2 separate regions of the Homo sapiens genome follow, and region 1 is linked to region 2. Evidence: read pairs that join two places in POLR2A ChIA-PET (ENCODE). Cell type or tissue: OCI-LY7. All regions are shown on one strand. Links, peaks and the distances in the headings refer to the core of each region. The heading gives the core; the rest is flanking DNA.

The links. Peaks named below come from ENCODE experiments on the same cell type or tissue, not always from the same donor. Only the 100,000 strongest peaks of a DNase experiment are listed, where the experiment ranks them.
Region 1: POLR2A ChIA-PET joins it to region 2 with 5 read pairs; 4 of 35 experiments call an interaction of 5 or more read pairs at or near these places.

The regions. Positions count from the first base shown.
Region 1 is chr6:188,495-199,148 of GRCh38, reverse strand. It overlaps LINC03066 (long intergenic non-protein coding RNA 3066), which reads left to right. Exons shown (of 8, transcript NR_126020.1): 2 at 640-984; 3 at 9,500-9,673. Among named protein-coding and RNA genes, the nearest start is that of LINC03066, 12 kb to the left of the region's middle. RefSeq lists enhancers at 5,115-5,184, 9,781-9,840. In OCI-LY7, for the core only: no CTCF peak of the experiment used is centred there; a DNase peak (open chromatin) is centred at 4,938; H3K4me3 peaks cover 878 bases; H3K27ac peaks cover 1,525 bases.
Region 2 is chr6:324,113-334,766 of GRCh38, reverse strand. The region is part of intron 3 of DUSP22 (dual specificity phosphatase 22); the gene reads right to left. Among named protein-coding and RNA genes, the nearest start is that of DUSP22, 37 kb to the right of the region's middle. RefSeq lists enhancers at 2,339-2,508, 2,529-2,608, 3,089-3,198, 4,025-5,224, 5,984-6,043 and 1 more. In OCI-LY7, for the core only: a CTCF peak has its summit at 4,520; DNase peaks (open chromatin) are centred at 4,546, 5,606 and 6,426; H3K4me3 peaks cover 2,318 bases; H3K27ac peaks cover 4,000 bases.

The sequences.
Region 1 (10,654 bases), core at 2,524-6,523, 130 kb after region 2:
TATCTTCCACTGGCGTTTGGCTAGTCAGCAGGAATCTTGAGCTTGCTAGAACCGTGCACACAGTAAATAGATTCTGAGTGAAGGCAGGACTGGCTGAGGAGCAGTGTCCACACTTTGTTCCATCTATTTTTCTTTTTTCTTTTCCTTTTTTCTTTTTGAGACAGTCTTGCTCTGTTACCAGGTTGGAGGGCAGTGGTGGGATCTCGGTTCACTGCAACATCCACCTCCTGGGTTCAAGCAATTCTGCCTCAGCCTCCTGAGTAGCTGGGACTACAGGCACGCGCCACCACACCCAGCTAATTTTTGTATTTTTAGTAGAGACGGAGTTTCACCATGTTGGCTAGGATGGCCTCAATCTCTTGACCTCGTGATCCACCCACCTCAGCCTCCCAAAGTGCTGGGATTACAGGCATGAGCCACCACACCGGGCCCTGTTGCATCTATTTTTCTATTCAAAGCTCTTTTACTCCTGAATTTGTAACTGAGTTTCAAATACTTGAAATTGCCACTTAACATCCTCCCTGAAATTTTTTTTTTGTAGGCCATTCCAATTCATTATATTAACAATTTCTGACACATGTTTGTGAGTTCTGTGTGATACCATTACCTTTTCCATGTTTTGAACTTCCCCCTTTCTAGAGAGATGAGCTTCAGGGGCTGCTGGATGTACTCCACCTGGAAGCAGAGGCCGAGGACCCCTCCTCCTGGACTAGGGCTCACCTCGCCTCCTGACTGTATTCTGCCTGTGTTCTCCTCCAGTCCCACCCTTATTTCTCTTTGTCTAAATGGCAAACTCCCTTTAAGCAAGAATTCATGGCGTCTCCACATTCGGCCCTCAAGAAACTTTTATTGAGTTGAACTAAAACCAGGCATGTCTTAAGTGTTCATGGCTGATAATGCGGGATCCTTCAACGCTGGAAACGCCCAGATGGTAACGAGAGTTCTGATAGTGCCGGATCCTTCGACGCTGGAAACGCCCAGATGGTAACGAGAGTTCTGCATGGTCTCAACTTTCTTTCTTTTTTCTTTTTTGTTTTTGAGACACAGTTTTGTTCTTGTTGCCCAGGCTGGAGTGCAATAGTGCAATCTCGGCTCACTACAACCTCCACCTCCCCGGTTCAAGTGATTCTCCTGCCTCAGCCTCCTGAGTAGCTGAGATTACAGGCACCTGCCACCATGCCTGGCTAAGTGTTATATTTTTAGTAGACACAGGGTTTCACCATGTTGGCCAGGCTGGTCTTAAATTCCTGACCTCAGGTAATCCACCCGCCTTGGCCTCTCAAAGTGCTGGGATTACAAGCATGAGCCAATGTATCTGCCCTTCAACTTTCTAAAAAGCTCAAAAGGAGCCCTATCTCATTTATCATGAAATGACCCTACAGCTTACTTTCTTTGGCTTTCATTCTTTATATATTTTTCTCTATGTGAGAAAAAGAGCAAACCCGCAGCTATGCAAGGGGACAGGCCCACAGGCTCGTTTGTGAGGAAGAAGGCTGCTCACTAGGCCCCTGGGGTAAATGGGTGCTGGAGCCTTGCAGGGGGGATGGAATCACATCCTGTCGGGGCTCAAATGTGGGAGGCCCATGCCAGACCCTGGCCCAAGGACATTTATGTGTGACCCTGATGGACAAATGCAGATTGCTTGGTAGATGAATCCCACCAAGATGGAGGCCCCTGCAGGGTTTTTTGAGTATGTTTTTGGGTTTTCTTTTTGTTGTTGTTGTTGTTAATGAGCAACTTTGGGGGTTTTACAAAGAATAAAGATAAATAAGAGGAGGGCCCATTACCTGGTTCTTCTCATGACTAAGATCAAACATCGTCTAAACAGAAGCCTGATGTGTGGAATGTGTGAGAAAAAAACCTGAGTTCATCGCTTCAATAAAACACCAAGGCCAGGCACAGTCGTTCATGCTTGTAATCCCAGCACTTTGGGAAGCTGAGGCAGGCAGATCACCTTTGGTCAGGAGCTCGAGACCAGTCTGGCCAACATGGTGAAACCCCGTCTCTGTTAAAAATACAAAAATTAGCCAGGTGTGGTGGTAGGCACCTGTAGTCCCAGCTACTCAAGAGGCTGAGACAGGAGAATCACTGGAACCTGGGAGATGGAGTTTGCAGTGAGTTGAGATCGTGCCACTGCACTCTAACCTGGGCAACAGAGCGGGACTCCGTCTCAAAAAAAAAAAAGCACCCTAATTGAACTAATTGAACTACAGAACCAACAAAAAGTCATACCATCTCATCTCATCTTATCCATCCTCACATCCATCCACCCATCCAATCATCCGTCCATCTACCCATTCACCCATCCACCCTTCCATCTATCCATCCATCCATTTGTCCATCAATCCATGTATTCATCCATCTATCCTCCCATGCATCCATCCATCCATGCATTCATCCATGTATTCATCCATCTATCCTCCCATGCATCCATCCATCCATCCATGCATTCATCCATCCATTCTCCCATCCATCCACCGATCTTATTCATCCATATATCATATCCATCCATCCATCCATCCATCCATCCATCCATCCATCCAACCATCCACCAATCCATTCATCCACCCACCAATCTACCTATTCACCCTTCCATTTTATCCATCCATCTATCCATACATTATTCATTCATTCACTGACATTCAATACATTTTTATTTCATGCCTGTGGGATGCCAGGCATTGTGCTTGATATTTGGAATACAGAAGAAAATGAAAATGAAACAGATGTGGCCCAGCTCCTGCCCTCTTGGAGTAAATCTTACATTCAGGATAAACTGAGACAGGAAATATAGATCAAGTGATGTCCTAGGACACACAGAGGAGTAGAACTGGTCTGACTTAACCTTGGCAGCCCATGCTTATGAGAGGCTAAATATATCTCAGTGCTCCCTGGACTCCGGTCAAAGCACTCCCTCCCTCTCAGGCCTCTCCTCCAGAAGGAAGTCAGATGACCATTTCCTATCATGAATTCAGCAGTGTCAGCCCACTTACATCCAGGGCATGATTTTTTATGTCATAATAAGCCTAAAGGGTGGAATTCAAAATACTTTTGTTTATCACAATTCATGTGGTTTGGGGTTTTCTTAAATAAGACAGTGACAGGCACAGATACAGACATCGCAGGGTGTTGTGGTTCTGGAAAACACGTGCAATGGGGCCAAGGGAAAAGACAGCTCCTCTTGAAGTCAGAGGTGACTCATGAAGCACAGCTCTCTTTTTGTTTTCAGGATTCTGTGAGGTCCATGACTTTCCAACAGTTCTGAGTTTTGTCACTGCAGAAGGGCCCATGCTCTTTATCCCAAGGCCACCCCATGGGAGAGATGGGCTGGACTGCCAAGTGTGTTTCTGGATTCCTACTCATGGAGGCCAGGTTCTTTATGCAGCCTCTGCCTTACAGCGCTCCTCTAGATCAGAGCTCAGAGGATGGCCTGGCACAGTCAGCATCAGTGAAGGGGCAGGAGGAACATTAACGACCTGGAAAAATGCAATGCTAAGTGGCAAAAAGCTGGTTACAGACACAACTTATACAGCATGACATGATTTGATATGAATGGAACACTACAAAGACAAATACCCATTCCTAACAGCTGCGATGTTTTCTTCTCCAGCTCTGTAGTTTATATTGTATCTTTAGGTCTGTAATCCAGCTTGAATTATCTTTGGTATCAGGTATGAGGTACCTGCTGAGTTCATCTCCTTTTGCATGTGGATCTACAATTGCCCAGCACCATCTGCTGAACAGACTCCCCTTTCTCCATCAAATTGTTTATGCACCTGCGCTAAAAGTCAATACACCATATTGGTATGGGCTGTTTCTGGACTCTTTTCTAACCCACTGATCTATTTGTCTATGTTTAGGTGAATACCACATGGTCTTTTTTACTGTAGCTTTATAGTCATCCTTGAAATCAGGCAGCATGCGTCCTCCAACTTTATTCTTCTAATCTATTTATTTCAGTTTTGCTAAAATATTTCAGACATCCGGTATTTGCAGATAGTATGACATTTCCTAATTGTCCCTAACAACATTGACATTCATTCCTTCTTGTCCTCTAATTCTCGGCCCCTCTTCGTGTTTCTAGGAACGATTATCTCTCTAACGTTCCTTGTTCCTCTTTCCCATTGAGACCCTGACCGCCCTTATAGAAGGAAGCAATACACAAAACAAAGCACCATCAACCATTATCCAGGGCCAGTGGATCGCTTCTCCTCCCACGCCAGCCATCCGAGAAAGGCTCAGCTATGCATCTGCCCCACACATCACAGAGCAAGAGTGTGGTTCTGGTAATCTGTGGGTGTTTTTTTTTTTTTTTGAGACAGAGTCTCGCTCTGTCACCCAGGCGGGAGTGCAGTGGCACGATCTCAGTTCACTGCAACCTCTGCCTCCCAGGTTCAAGCAATTCTCCTGCCTCAGCCTCCCGAGTAGCTGGGATTACATGTGTGCGTCACCACGCCTGGCTAATTTTTATATTTTTAGTAGAGATGGGGTTTCGCCATATTGATTAGGCTGGTCTTAAACTCCTGACCTCATGTGATCCACCTGCCTCGGCCTCCCAAAGTGCTGGGATTACAGGCATGAGCCATCGCGCCCGACCATCTGTGGGTTTTAATTTCACTACAACAAAGTCGCTGGGCAGTTGTGTATTTGCTGGTATTTTGTTCTTTTGTGAAATTAAGTACGTTAGAATTTAGGAAATCAAATCTCAATTTTATCTCTGAGTTGCTTTCTGATCTTGAACATCTTCTCTCAGTATCCAACTCACTGTTCTTATGAGAGTTATACATCCTCTGAATCCTGGCTTTTAGATAATAAGGTGCAACATAGTACCCCAAAAATATCTGATAAATGACACATACCCGGTAATATGACTGTGGCTTTAGAAAAAAAAAAAAAGCACAACACTGTAGTTAATCACAGGGTCTATTTCCGGTGTCACAGTGAGTCTCACAGGACAAACACATCAAACTAGGTCCCTAAAAATGTCAAGAAAACCCACATATCAGCCTAAGAGGATGATCAGAAGTATGCTGAATCATGTTGCAGCTAAAAAGGACCGGGGGAATTTTCTCAGCCTTGTTAATCTGCTCAAGAGGCTTAAAGTAAGATGAGAAAAATGAAACAGAGAAGAGCTGGAGGAAGGAAAACCCAGCAGATGTGTATTCAGGAAGTTACCTTTTGAAACGTGCGAGGTGCTCCTCTGAGTGGCCAAGGATCTGGAAGACTGATTATAACGTTCTAGGGAAATGGACTCTGTGCGTGGGAGTCCCTTGTCAGTGGGAATGCCCCAAGGTGCACACTTAACACTCAAAAGGTAGCAATTACCAGCACAGTTGTGTAATCCTTCCACCCCCAGAGCTCTCAGACAGTCATGTGTCTCAGGATTCAGGTCCTGCAGTAACTACGGCTTAACAAATCATCATTGGTGATATCTCTGGAGTATTTAGTACATTCCAGGCACCAAAGCACATGTATTAATTCATTTAATCCTCACACACAACCCTAAAATATGGCTATTACTACTATTCCCATATTACAGATGAAGAAACCAAGGCCCAGAATTTTGCCAAGGTCACCCAGCTAGAAAATGACTATGCTCAGACTTGAGTTAAGCAGCCTGGCTCTAAAACCAGAGCAAACAACCCTGATGCCATCCTGCCACCATCTCTCCTAGTCTTCAGCCATCCTTCATTATAAAAGCATCAGATTCTGTACACACACACACGACACACACATACACACATGACACACATACACACACGACACACACGTGACACACATACACACGACACATACACACAACACACACATACACATGACACACACGTGACACACACATACACACACACAGTAGTGTTCCTTGGCTACACAGTTCATTGGTTCATTTGGTCAGCACTGTCTCCCAGTGATTGTCGAGTTCCCCCCCATTCTATGTGACCACCACCATCCCACCCTACCGAGAACAGTGAGATTGATGCTCACCTTGAGTCCTTGGGTCCTGAGGTCTGTCTTTTCTTCCTCCTAGCAAACTCACTTCCCCTGTCTTTCTCTGAATCCTACTTCCTTGTGTTCAGCTGCGGACCTGTGCTCATTGGGCCACTTTTTTTTTTTTATTTTCCCTGACAGAGTCTTGCTGTCACGCAGGCTGGAGTGCAGTGGCACGATCTTGGATCACTGCAACCTCCGACTCCCTGCTTCAAGCTATTCTTCTGCCTCAGCCTCCCAAGTAGCTGGGATTACAGGCATGTGCCACCATGCCCAGCTAATTTTTGTATTTTTAGTAGAGACGGGGTTTCACCATGTTGGCCAGGATGGTCTTGATCTCCTGACCTCGTTATCCGCCTGCCTTGGCCTCCCAGAGTGCTGGGATTACAGGCGTGAGCCATGGCACCCGGCCTGGGCCACTTTTCTCCCAGCCCCTGTCCTGGCCTCAAAGCGCTGGCTCCCAACCCCACATGACTCTCACTTACTTAGCTGCAGGAGACGTCACTTGTTTCAAGCAGGAGGTGAGCTCTGGAGTTCAAGTTTCTTCCCAAGAACATTTTTATTGTTCCATATAACACAAATACAGAGCCCATTTGCCAAATGCTCACTCGATAGGTTATTCTAAGGGAACATCCCAGGCCCCTTTCCAGAGGAAGGCAGGGCGCTTCCGGGAGGAAGGGTGTTGTGGGAATCCCACTGGAAGAGGCTGCGGGAAAGCCCGGGTGTGACTGGGCCTCCCTCAGCAGACGGTTTAGGTTGAGCAGTGAGTTCCTCCACATGTGGGGTCTGGGGCTGGCTTCGTGGGGTGACACCCAGGCTGTCCCTGCACTCAGAAGGGCCCACGCTTGCTCTGCTGTCACTGGATTGACATTCTTAGTCATTTTTGAACCATGGATCCCTCATTTTCATCTTGCAATGGGGCCTGCAAATCCTGTAGCTGGTCCTGGCCAGGCGTGTCTCCTGGAGCTGACTGGCTGGAGGCTGGTCCTCCACCCATGCTGGTCTTTGAGCTGGCCGATGCTGGTGATGTGGACCTTCAATACTTGTATGAACCATCCGTCACACAAGTACAGGTCTCGGTGAGTTCCTCATGCAGGGACAGCCCTGTACCTTCCTGCTGCCCTCTGCCCAGGCCCCAGCGGCAACAGCTCCTGTGGCTTCTCCAGCCCCAGCACGCAATCCGGGGCTTCATTATGAGCCAAGTGAGGCCAGCACCCCTCTGTCTTCTGGGGACTTCAAATCGCTTTGCATTTTCACTTCAAGGCAGCATCTCTGGGCCACCAAGGGCTGCAGGTGTCCAAGCAGAAATGGCCTCTGTCTGAGGCTGCTGCAGACGGTACTTGTACAGACAACAACCTCTGACCTTGAGGTCACCCTTTGGCCAATGACCTTCCATTGCTAAAGGAAATCAGGAAGCTCATAGGTTATGGTGCTCCTGAGCCAGTTTTCACACCACACTGCACTCTGGCTGGGGCTAAGTCCTTGCCCTCCCGCGGCACTTTGAGACAATGAATCATTCCCTTGTTGGGTGGGGAGGCACAGGTGGGTCCCTATCCAGGGATCATGACCAAACACACCCAGGCACCTGATGGCTGCCCCCAGCCCTCCCTGAAGAGCTCAATCACTCCTGTGGAGGTGGAGCTCAACAACACAACACTTCTCTGAAAAGAACTTTGGGCCTCAGGGCATGAGGGGGGTGTGTGATGTCATGGGGGCTTCTGGGCCCCTTTTCTGTTCTAGTGAACCAGAGAAGGTGATTGTGGCATCTCAGACCCCCAAGGAAGGGGGAGGCAGGGTGCAGCCACACAAACAAACAGTGAGCAAGTTCCCTGCGGGTTCAGAGCCCTGGCCTTGGCACCATCATTCACTCTGTAATCATTGAGTTGGTCCCCAGATCTTCCGCTGATTCAACGCTCATGTATTAACCTCCTGTCCATCTCAGTCGTGTGCTGGGCGAGGACCAGGACACAGGGAAGCCCAGTCACAGCCCCGAGGCACGAGACAGCAAAATCACTAAGCACAGAGCTATCAGGCCTCTGTTGCAGCGCTGGTAAAGCTCTAAGAAAGCACAGTTAAGCATCAGGAGGGTGTCACTGAAGAAGGGAGACTTAGGTTGAACTCCAGCTGGGACTCAGATGTGAGCAGTTGCCATGAGGCTCCTGAGAACTGTCTAGCTCCTGAGTGTGGTTCCCTCCCAGGTAGGACGGGAGGGGTTCAGGGGAGGCAGAGGCTTCTGACTTGCCTTCCACAGTGCTAGGGAGCCAATGTCTGTCCTTGAGCAACCATAGCAATGTAACAAAACTGGTTCTTTATGGTTTGGGGACTGCAGCACTTTGCAGAGGATTGGCTGGGGAAAGACAGGTCAGTAGACAGAGGCCCCCTGGAGGTGAAGGTGCAGGCTGGGGAGTGGGCGTGGGAGATACAGGGAGGCTTGGCTAAGGCTGGCATTAGGGAGCAGGAAGACACAAAGCTCTGTCTCAGGCTTCTTGCTTGGGTGTTGTTCTGGGTTGAATCCTGATTCTCTTTTCCTCGAAAAAGAAAGTTTCTATGTTGAAGTTCAAAGCAGTTCTTGAAAATGTGACCTTATTTGGAGACAGTGTCTTTACAGAAGTAATCAAGTAAAAATGAAGCGTTAGGGTGGGCCTTAATCCAATATGACTGGTGTCCTTACGGAAAGGAGAAATTTGGAGACATGGACACACACGGAGAACATGTGAAGATGAAGGCAGAGATGGCAAACACAAAGATGGCTAGCAAACCACTAGAAGCCCTCAGAGGCTCCAACTCCGCCAGCACCTTGCTCGCAAACTTCTTGCCTCCAGAACCGTGAAAGTATAAAGTTTCCGAGATCTTAGGCCCCCTGGTTTGTGGTTCTTTACAGCTCTGACAAACACACACAGATGCCTATGAAAGGGTGATGGCCTCAGAGGGCTAGGGGCTGGGGAAGCCAGCCGGTTTGAAGAAGAGAGCTTGTGTGGGGTGGGACCTGCTGAGGAGGGGTCCAGCTTGGAATGTGGGAGTTGTCAGGAACCCCTGATTGGAGCCAAGGAACCTCCTGGCACAAAGCAGTGAGTTACCAGTCTCAGGGGACACTTAAAATTGGAGCTGGCAAGGGGAAGGATTAACAAAGGTGGCAGAAAACAGTCACAGAGGTAGGACAGGGCAGAAAAAAAAACAAAAAAAACAGTCACAGAAGCAACGAGAAGAAACTGTTGAGAGGGTTGAAACCCTGGGGACAAAGCAAGTGGGAGCAGGCCGCCCCGTTGCTGTTGAACGCCCCGGGAGTTCCAGTCCAACCGGGAGGTTTGCCTCCCCACTCCGAAGGAGAGGGGGCTGCCCAGGGGGAAAGGACTGGCCTTCAGAGTGAAAGGAGATTTTCAGCTATTTGTTATTTTGGCCATTGTCCTAGGGCAGGGGCCGTTTCTGAAGTTTTATGTGGAGACTGAATTTAAATCCAGCCACTGAGCTGAAGAGAACAAGATGTACTTTTTTGCTTTCTCTCTTTTACTCTTAGAAACTTCATGATGATCAACCACACCTCACATTTGCTTCATTCAGTCTATGGACCAGGAAGAATTTTCTGTGACACATTCAGGTTCTTACTCATTTACAGAGTCACAGATCTGTCAGCCTGGGAACCGGCCCCCAAATGGAAGACCTAGGCAGTTCTGATGGGTCCATCTGCAAGGTATGTTTTGCAAAGGGCCCCTTTACGTTGAATTCCCTTTCCCTGAAACATGGCAGGGGAGGAAGAAGACACACACAAAAACCCTGTGTTCTGAAATAACAGGAATTCAGTGACAGGCCTCAGAGGCTTGTTGTGTCCTTCAAAAGTCATCCTCAGAGGTAGGGCCATGTCAATGTGAGAATCTGTATTCAAATGAGGAAGCCACCTTACCCATGAGGGCCCTTGTGCTGAATTTTATGGAAAGATCTGGAAGTGTTGCCCACACTCAGGTACTATTAGCAAGTGTGGGGTTCATCCGTACATCAAATAAGGGAAGCTGATGTAGAGATGAACCCGTGCCTGCTGATTGGTAGGATTCGGATCTGCAGGATTATATGTGTGACGCTTAGGAGTTGGGTACAACTTTGTTAAAACAGAAACATTTTCTCACCACACCAAAGAGGCTGTGGCAAGGCCTGCTTCTCCCACAATCATCTGGCTCCCTCTAGCGGGTCCCTGGCCACTGGACAGTGAGGTGGAGACTATGGTCTCGCCCACGCTAGCTGACCGACCCATCTGTCAACTCCAGCCCAGAGCTGTGGGGAAAGGAGTCGGGGAACCACCTGGAGGCTGAAATTCGGATGGAGCCCTCAGCTCTCAGGCACCCTCCTTCGTGAAGCCTTCCCAAGTCTCCCTGTGGTTTATCACACGCTTATGTGTGTTGATGTATCAGGCACATATTGCCTAAGAATTCACGTACGTCTGTCTTTTTCTCTAGACCATGAATAACTTGAGTATATATTTTTTCTGTGTTCATTTTTGTTTTCTTGGCACCTAGTACAGTGCCTGGGACAATAGTGTTAAAAAATAAGTGTTTAGGCCCAGCGCGGTGGCTCACGCCTGTAATCCCAGCACTTTGGGAGGCCGAGGCGGGCGGATCATGAGGTCAGGAGTTCAAGAGCATCCTGGCTAATATGGTGAAACCCCATCTCTACTAAAAAA
Region 2 (10,654 bases), core at 4,004-8,003:
ATATATTTCATTTAGGATTCTGAATGTTCAAAAAGGAAGCACTGTTCGTAAGTAAAAACCTTAACAAGAGTGAAAACTATAATGTCACATTACAGCTTTCTACATCAATTTTAGTACCATGACAGCTACAATTTCACTGACGCACCAATACGAGCTTTACCCTGGGGATAATTTGTTTTATTTTGCTTGCTTTTCAGGACAATAAAGGTTTATATATCAAACAAAAATACTTTTTTCTTTTTTAAAGAATGGCCAAATTTGAAAAAAATAAACTTCATATACTCCTCTATAAAACTCAGAAAAAGGTTTATGTAAATCCATGCTACAACAGGCATGCTAAATGTGAGATTTATTTAAAAAAAAAAATGGCTGTTTCTCTTTCGGAGGGACTGAAAGAATGTTTCAAAAGCTCTGTCAAGTAGAAACACAAAACATAAAAATCTGATATTCTCTTTGTAAGAGATTATGGCCTGATGAAGAATTAGATGAATCATTTTTAAATTATTCCTCTCTTAATTGCCTAATCTCACAGAATCTTGCCACCGTGTCACAGACAATGTTAGGGGTACACATCAGACACTGGAGAAGTAGCCAACCTTGGAGAATAAAAGCACAGAGGCAGAAGAGGGACACAGACAACCTCAGGTTCTCAGAAGATGGAGTTACAACGCAACGCATCTTCAGTAATTAGTCACAAATAATTTCTGCATTTTTAATTAAACTTTTACCATTAACTCCTATTGTTAGGAATTTCTGTGCTGTATTTGCCAATAGGGACAACTAAATGTGTAGCTGCCCCTAATCCTTCCACACCTCCTACACATTTTAATAGCCCCTGACATTGTGAGTCCTACTTTTCCAATACAGGCACCAGACACACTTCATGTCCCAACCTCCCTCGCGATTAGGGACTCCCCACCTGGCCCTCAGGAGTCGGATCGGCAGCTACTGAGTGGGATCCGGGAAGCACACGTGGGCTTCGTGGGCGCAGGGCGGGGGCAGAGCACATGCTCTTTGCGGGGCAGGTGGGGCAGGGGTGGGCTGGCTCGGGGCAAAGTGGGCGCTGAGCTTGGGGCCAGTTTTCTGGGGATCACTCCTGAACTTCAGCCTAAAACCTGTTCTCCATCTATTCTGAGGGAACCATGAGCTTTCAGTCTCTCTTAGTAAAAGCTGTTTCCTGCTGAAACTGAGTCAGAGCAGGATCTGTTCACTGCAACTAACACCTAAGTGAGAGAATTCCCTCTTGCCTCATCCACAATGATGAGGGGTCAGAAAAACATCTTTCCCCTCACAGTTTCTGTATGCTTTGAATCAAAAACGTTTTCTCCCTCACAGTTTCTGTACATTTTGTTTCCAGCTTTAAATCAATCTTTACACCTTCCAATAAAGGCCCTTTTGGGTCTTGAAGGAGATGAACTTTATTGCTGTTTATCCACATGGGAACATCTCACTTAAGACCAAATGGGCTTCAACCATGCCAAGGGTTAATTTAGAATCTGCTGGTGGAAGAGGAAAGTGAGGCAGCAGCTTCTCCCTCCTTTGCCTTCACTTTGTTATCCCCAGTTGCCTCCTCCTGTCTCTGTCCTCATTTCTCCTGGGCTTGTGGGCTGTGCTCTGCTGGGAACACTGAAAGTATCTTCAAACCTAGAGTGGTATTACAGCTCGGACTTCAAGGGAAAACAAACGGAAAAGGAAGTATTATTGTTAAAAGTAATTTCAGTCCTTTCCTTCGTGGAGGCCAAACAAGCTTGTTGGTATAGATGCACATACATTGATCACCTCCTGCAGCCACCATTGAAATGACTCATTCACTTCTTTCCTTTTACTCTTAAGTGAGAGTTGGCAGTCGATCAGTCCAGAAGCTTGTGAAATCCTTTCCTCCCACACTCTCCCTCCACGCTCCTTGGAGACCAGCACCTCCAGACAGACCAGAAGGAGCCTCAAGTTCCCACCTTCCCTTCTAGTGCCATCTTCAGTGTCAGCGACTTCCATCTGGCAAGGAAGCTTAAGACGAGATGGAAATGCCGGCGTCCCCCAGATGTTGACTGACAGCCACTTTATTCCAGCAGAATCTAAAATCAGCCTAGTCTATATATCAAGAGGAAAGAAAAAAAAAAAAAAAGAAGGACAGGAAGAGAATGGACAGAGGGTCTGCTGAATAGCTCTTTGCTGGCTATAAATACCAGCCGTGGGACTGGACAGTATTGTGCTTCCTATGGGCAGTCTCCATGTGTGGTTGTGTTCCCCTTTGTGGCACCCGATGAGCAAAAGGACCAACTCAGGCTGGTCCCATGAGGCAGGAGCACCTTGTCAGGTGGGCACGAGAATCTACCCACAGGAAGACGGCAAAGGCTATCTCTCCATCTGGGAACCACCAGGATGAGGAGGCAGCTCTTGGCCATGCTGGCCCCTGCCCACAGTCGCTGGGGTGGGCGTGTGGAGCTGCAGCCTCCCATCTGTGAATCCTCTGAAGAGGAACAAAATGGCTCCCAACCACAATTTGGGGACCACCTGCTGCTAAGGCAGGACAGATAAAAATAGAAAACCTGAGTCAAGATTATATTCTGTTGAAGACAGAATGACAACAGCAATGATAACAAGCTTCCCTGCAAGGGTGCCCGGCACACAGCAGGCACTCACTGAAATGTCTGCAGAGTGATGAGACAGAGGATGAGAACAATGAACACAAAGATCACACTGCCAGATGAGTGCAAGGAAAGAAAAATACTGTAAAGCACCATCATTTGTGCCAGTGACCACGAAACGAGAGCTGGGCTTCAGCCCACACCATGCAAACAGCAAGCCACCCACACATGCTCAAGGGACACCAGCGTCCCTCCTGGCCACTGCAACAGGACGCAGCTGAGAGCCAGTCGGCGTGATCCACAATAAGAATATGCAAACTCAGTCAAGGAAGGAGTCAAAACTGTCAAAAAGGTTCAGCTGCTCGCCACCTAAGAACATCTATTTATCTTGGTTTAGTTATTAACAAAGCATGAAAAGTCTCTCCCAAGCCACAGACTACAGAATTTGAGTTACCTTAGAACAGCTTCAGATACCTGCACATGTGTACAATTCATGACAGTTAATTACTAATTCAGAAAGCAGCATGAGTCCCCCAGTGCCACAAGAAAGCTGGCCCACTTAAAAGTATCCTAGTACTAATGAATAAGTTCTGCAAATGTTTTAATGTGATGTGGAATAGATGGTTTCACCAAATAGGTCCTCAAGACAGGACCACTCTCCGGTTTTGAAGTTTACAGAAATAGAAATAAAGGACAGGATAAGTTTAGATAAATTATGGAAAGTATAACAAACTTGGAGGTTAAAAAAAAAGCAATAAAAATTCTAGAACAATCTGAAAAATTTGTAAGTAATGAAGATAACAGCAATGTTTCCATTAGTACAGTGTTTGCTGTAAGGTATTCACTCCCTCATACTACCTCTAATATTTGAAAAAGTAAAGATAAAATGGGTTGTCTTCCTGTAGCAATAAAAGTCTCACTAAATAAATAAGAATTCAGCACTTTCCACGATGTTCCAAAACAGTGGATTGGTGGAAAGCCAATTAACATCACAGTTTTATGAGGCTATTAAACGTCAAGTTACGGTGCTTCAATCTCGAGTACACTGAAATACAAAAACAAGCTCAGTTAAGAAAAATGGGCTCTGTGTTTGCTTCAAGACCGTCATGATTTCTATGAGGACAAAGAAAGAGCAGCGATGATGGCATTTTAAGTGGCGTAACATGACGAAGTGAGTACCAGGAGAGGAAAAGGGGGAAGAAGTAAGGAACAGTCTCTACCTGTGTTGAGGGGACCAGGTGTACACCGTATATTACTAACGCCAAGCAGCATGTATAAAACAATTAGTATAGAACAACCGGTATAAAACCACGTGATGTAAAAATTTGGAAGATGCTGCAAAGAGGCAGGAGAGATGGGGGATCTGCTAAGGACAGCTTTCTAGTGAAGGTTTTGTGTTTAGGTTTTGAAAGAAACAACAGACGTCACTTGGAGGAGAAGAAAGTTCAGAAGGTTTTCCAGCGGCTCTTCAAACCAGAGCTTAGAGCTGCCTGAGTCCATCTTCTCAAAAGTTCTAAATACTTTTCAGTTTTCTGTTTCAACAAGTATAGTAACCACCAAAAGTAAGGTTTTTACCTTTCTTTGGGCCTGAAACTAAAGATTACACTTAAAACGATACGGAGGCAGGTCCCTGAAAAGCAGGGCCAAGGTTCTGATTTCACGACTGGTAAAGAAAGAGATCAAACTCTCGCTTGTTTCAAGCATGATTTCTAACATTCACTGTTCTTTTCTTTCTGAGGCGTTGTAAGAAGGAGAGTCTTCTCAAGAGCCCAGCTGACATTCTGCTTTGCACAAGGAAGATAAACCCTTCAGAAGCCATGTCTCTCTCCTCTCAAAGCCAACAGAAACCAGTTACAGGACAGAACTGGATCCCTGCAGGAGCCTCTTCAAAACACAAGGAGGGGGAGAGCAAGTTCCTAAGGGCCAGGATCAGGAAACCACGCAATGGAAACGTCATTTTGGCTGCTAATAAACATGTCACCACTAGAAGCCCCGGTTTCTCATCTCAGCCTGTGCGGCAGCAGTGACGGTATGGTGAGCCCAGGGGGGTCCTCCTCCAGCAATGGTGTCTGTTATTTGAAAATGAGTCCCATGAGGGAGGTGCCGGGTGCCCTGCTTCACCGGCCTGTGTGGCCCCTGTACACACACTCTGTATTCACACTGACCCTCCACCACAATTAACAACTGAGCGAAACCAGCCAGCGAACTCTCAAGAGCGACTTTCACCACATTCCCAGAAGCCTGACCCTGAAAAAAAAAAAAAGAATTAAAAGCCAAATTTAAATTTGAACCACTCCTCCCCTGATCAGAAGCAAGGTCACAGCTTGTAACACTATGATGAGAAACACACACAGCAGAAGACTCTCTCATTGGAGACAGCCTCTCTCTATACTATTTTGTGGTAAAATACACATAAGATTTATCATCGTAGGCTGGGCATGGTGGCTCATGCCTGCAATCCCAGCACTTTGGGAGGGCAAGGCAGGTGAGCCACGAGGTCAGGAGTTCGAGACCAGCCTGGCCAACATGGTAAAACCCCGTCTCTACTAAAAAATACAAAAATTAGCCAGGCGTGGTGGCATGCACTTGTAATCCCAGCTACTCAGGAGGCTGAGGCAGGAGAATCGCTTGAACCCAGGAGGTGGAGGTTGCAGTGAGCCGAGATCACACCACTGCACTCCAGTCTGGGATATAGCGAGACTCTGTCTCAAAAAAAAGCAAAGATTTACCATCGTAACCATTTAAGGCGTACAGTTCAGTGGCCTTAAGTACATTCACACTGTTGTGCAGCCATCACCTCACCCGTCTCCAGGACTTTTTCATTCTCCTAAAGTAAAACTCTGCACCTATTAAGTAATAACTCCTCATTCCTCGCAGCCCTTGACAACCACCTTTCACCTTTCTATCTCTATGAATCTGACTGCTGCACTTTCATATAAACCTGACAGCAAGCAAACTGTGAAAACCGTCTGGCCACACTCTTGAAGATCGTAGACCCAGGAGATGGCAATCAGGAACCTGAAATTGCTTTTTGAGGCACCCTGCAGGTTTGATGAGCTGTCTCCTCTTTGCAAGGTGTCTTTATTCCACAGAAAGCATAAGAGAATGCTCATTTACGTGTGTGGCAGCCCAGCTCGGTGCGTGGCACATGCATTTTGATTATTTCTCCTCCAGGTATGACTTTCACATAGCCCATAACATTTGTAGAAATTATGTAAGGTTAAAGGGAAAAAGCAGAATTCGAAATCCCATCCCAAGGAAGATTACACCTGGAAAAACTTACGTATGCCTATGGACTAAGTACTGGAAGTCAACACAAAAAATAGGCAAGGTCCAGCAGACAAGACCTCTCCTCTCTTTTTTGTTTGCATCACAGCAAAAGTCCCAAATAAATTACTGCAGAAAGCCGCCACGGCAGATAAATATGCTCCATTAGTTAGGCTGCATTATTCATGTTTTAAGTCCAGGTTCTAAACTGAAGATGTATTTTCTTAAAGCACCCATTTGCCACTGATTCTTCCTGCATCAGCTAAATTTAGGAAACCGTACTACAAATAATAACTTCCAAGAACTCTGTGGTACTGATGGGGCGGGGAGGGAGCAGGAGGTCAGAGTGGAGAGACAAGATTTAGCCTCTGGTTTGATACTGTGAGACAACATGCAAATGAGAAACCTCCAACACCTGTGACTTCTTTCAGGTTAGTCAAAAACCGACATGCATTTGACTTGTCAGATCAACAGATGAGAACTCAAAAGCTTATTTTTGTTCAAGATATTTCAGTGCAAGGCTAAAGTGGGCACGGTCAGAATGTTGGATTTCCTCCAGCCAGTACGGGCTGGGTTATGGGAAGGCAGTGAGGGAGATTCACTCTAGCTCCGTCTCACCACTGAAAGCCCTACCGGGTGCTTTCAGTTCAGCTGCAGGACTTGCTGATGTACACAATTGTGACTCATGAAAACTGGGCCAGTTTCAGCAGTCACTTGGGACCAAGGCATTCCGTGGTATTACTTAATGAAGGTGAAGCCTGAACAACCCATCTCAAAAAACTGCCATGAGTGAAAGCTGCTGCTTAGAAATCAGCAGCAGATATTCTAGGAGTGTTCTCTGTACGTATCACCAGGGAAAAATTTATCTCTTACAAACATTATCTGATCACACATCTCAGCTGCTGAAAAATATTCAGTGGCTCCTCTCTGTCTGCAAAGTAGAGAAGACCCATTTTCACAGTGCTTCAGCATCTGTCCACAACCCCCTTCCTGACCTCACATCCATGATCTCTCCCTCCTACCACCCCTCGCTCCTCAAACTCCAGCAACCCTGGGCTGCTGTTAGTCTCCCCACATGTTCTGTGCTTCCCTGCTCCCGGCCATCCTGCCAAGTCCCTGTGGTTTTCTCTCTCTGGAATAGGCTTTCTGCGTGGCTCTTCTCAGTAAAACCTCCCTGACATACCCACCAGGCTCTCTGTGGAGCCTTCCCTCACCTCCTCGGCCTCCCCCTTAGCAGACTTCAGCCCCACGCTGGGCCCCCACACCACCAGCAGCACACAGGCGCATGGCCCTGGCACAGAGGACTGGCACTGCGTGTGAAGGGCCAGTCTCTCTCACTAGACCCCAGATTCCTCGAACTCCCACGGCTGTGGTCATCATCTATCAGTCTCCTGGCACCTCTCTCCTGTAAACGGTTCCAAATGAAGAAAGGAATGCATGAGGAGGGACATGCCATTTCAGAATTTTAAACATGTGGCCACCAACCCAATGCGCCCTGACAGCACTGCTCCCAGGCTGGCCACGGCACCTGCAGGTAGCCCTGGAGTCACCGTCCAGTGCGGGCCGGCCTCCACCTTCACTCTCCTCCAGCTGTAAATGGGGCTCTGCTGGACGTGGTGAGTGCACGCTCCCACACAGAAAACCATGACAGGCAAAGACAAGGCAAAGATGCTGGGCATTTCTGGGGCTGCATTAAACTGGGGGCTACCCAGCCCCAAGATTCAGACCTGGCTGGGCTCCTGGAAGCTCTTAGTTTCCTCTCAGTAATGCTCCTGCTGCCCAACAGCGAAGCCCAGGGTGGGTGAACTAGGGCCCATGTTCACGGGGCACAGCTGTGCCCACTGATTCACGTATTGTCTGTGGCCCCTCACCTCATGGTGGAGGCTACAGTAGCTGCAGCAGAAGTCCCCAAAGCCCCAAATATTCCCTGGGCCTTGACAGCCAAAGCGTGCCAAGCCTCGGTCTAGACAGTCCCATTGCACAAAGTCATTCTGATGGTGACAGCTTGTTTTGCACATCCCATTTGTCTTCTCCATTTAAATGACATCTGATACAGCACACCACCTTCTTAGAATTGCAGCATTCTTAATCTGCAGCTGTGCTCAATTCTCCTTTGCTCTGATGCAGAGAGGGACAGAAGGATTTCCCTTGAACACAGGACTTTAAACAAGGAAAGTCAATGTGACATGTGAAAAATACTAAGTGCAGTGCCAGAACACAGTAGATGCTCAATAAATGGTAGTAGACAGGATTTGCCAGTGACTCTCCCTCAAGGGCAATCCCATCTGCATAATTACCAGCAGATACAGCACTGCACACACCAGGACGCAGAAGCCCAGGGCAGATGACTCTCCAGGCACCAGCAGATACAGCACTGCACACACCAGGACGCGGAAGCCCAGGGCAGATGACTCTCCAGGCACCCGCAGATACAGCATTGCAGACACCAGGACGCAGAAGCCCAGGGCAGATGACTCCAGGCACCAGCAGATACAGCACTGCACACACCAGGACGCGGAAGCCCAGGGCAGATGACTCCAGGCACCAGCAGATACAGCACTGCACACACCAGAACGCAGAAGCCCAGGGCAGATGACTCTCCAGACACCAGCAGATACAGCACTGCACACACCAGGACGCAGAAGCCCAGGGAAGATGACTCCAGGCACCAGCAGATACAGCATTGCACACACCAGGACGCAGAAGCCCAGGGCAGATGACTCTCCAGGCACCAGCAGATACAGCACTGCACACACCAGGACACAGAAGCCGAGGGAAGACGACTCTCCAGGCACCAGCAGATACAGCATTGCACACACCAGGACGGGGAAGCCCAGGGCAGATGACTCTCCAGGCACCAGCAGATACAGCACTGCACACACCAGAACGCAGAAGCCCAGGGCAGATGACTCTCCAGGCACCAGCAGATACAGCATTGCACACACCAGGACGCAGAAGCCCAGCGCAGATGACTCTCCAGGCACCAGCAGATACAGCACTGCACACACCAGGACGCAGAAGCCCAGGGAAGATGACTCCAGACACCAGCAGATACAGCATTGCACACACCAGGACGCGGAAGCCCAGGGCAGATGACTCTCCAGGCACCAGCAGATACAGCACTGCACACACCAGAACGCAGAAGCCCAGGGCAGATGACTCTCCAGGCACCAGCAGGTACAGCACTGCACACACGAGGATGCGGAAGCCCAGGGCAGATGACTCCAGGCACCAGCAGGTACAGCACTGCACACACGAGGATGCAGAAGCCCAGGGCAGATGACTCCAGGCACCAGCAGATACAGCATTGCACACACCAGGATGCAGAAGCCCAGGGCAGATGACTCTCCAGGCACCCGCAGATACAGCATTGCACACACCAGGACGCGGAAGCCCAGGGCAGATGACTCTCCAGGCACCAGCAGATACAGCACTGCACACACCAGGATACGGAAGCCCAGGGCAGATGACTCTCCAGGCACCAGCAGGTACAGCACTGCACACACCAGGACGCAGAAGCCCAGGGCAGATGACTCCAGGCACCAGCAGATACAGCACTGCACACACCAGGATGCAGAAGCCCAGGGCAGATGACTCTCCAGGCACCCGCAGATACAGCATTGCACACACCAGGACGCGGAAGCCCAGGGCAGATGACTCTCCAGGCACCAGCAGATATAGCACTGCACACACCAGGACGCGGAAGCCCAGGGCAGATGACTCTCCAGGCACCAGCAGATACAGCACTGCACACACCAGGACGCAGAAGCCCAGGGCAGATGACTCTCTAGGCACCAGCAGGTACAGCACTGCACACACGAGGATGCGGAAGCCCAGGGCAGATGACTCTCCAGGCACCAGCAGGGAGAGGGCCACACTGCTCTTCAAGCTGTGTGCTGTACCTATCTCCCTGAGCCAGCCTCCCCTTCCCGGCAGGATGCGGCAGCCTGCCTTAAACACAGCTCCCTCCTTAGGGAGGCACGAAGCGCTGCTGGGAACACTGTGCCTGTTTTGCAGTTGGCTAAGCCAGTGAGCTCTCGGAGCCCCTCGCTGGTGATGGAATGGGTCCCTCAGCTGCAGATGGGTTACAGGCTTTGTAGACTGCCGCTTGTCTTCAGGCTTGGACACAATCTGCAGCATCTAGGAAGCCCTTTCTAAACAGCACGGATGATCCCTCCAGCCGAACACCACATCCTCCCTCTGGGATCATACTCTAGAAGCTGTTTTGAGAAAGAGGCAAACACTGACCCAGAGCAGGGTGCTGCCCTCCAGGGCTGGCCAGTTCTGCATGGGCAGGGCTGAGGCTCAAGACACGCAAAGGCTGGACGTGGTGAGTGCCACGGGAGCTCAGGGCAGAAAGAACGTCCACGGGGTGGGAGAGTGGAGAGAAATGAGAACAGCGGCTCTTCTGTTTCTCCTCAACACCAGGAGGGACACCCCTCTGTTATGCAGCAAGTTAATATTAGAGACGTGCTGCATTCCTGTGCTCCGCGGCACTCACTGCCTGAGGTTCGCGGCAGCAGGTGTGGGTGGGAGAGCGTGTTCCTTGCTCTGATTAAGGATGAGCGGGTCACTGCTCCCAGGCCTCCCCAGGAAGGGCGGCACTCCTCCAAGCCCTCCACCCTCTCCACGCCTGCCGCTGCTAGCATGGCACAGAAGGAGGCCCTAGGTCACCTCGGTCAGAGCCCACATGTGGAAGCACAGGGGAAGAGAGTGCTCCGGCCACCAAGGAGGCTAGAGGACACTCACTGGGGTAGCCATGCGGCTGCAAGCCCACTGCTGAAGTAGGAGCAGCTGCAGAG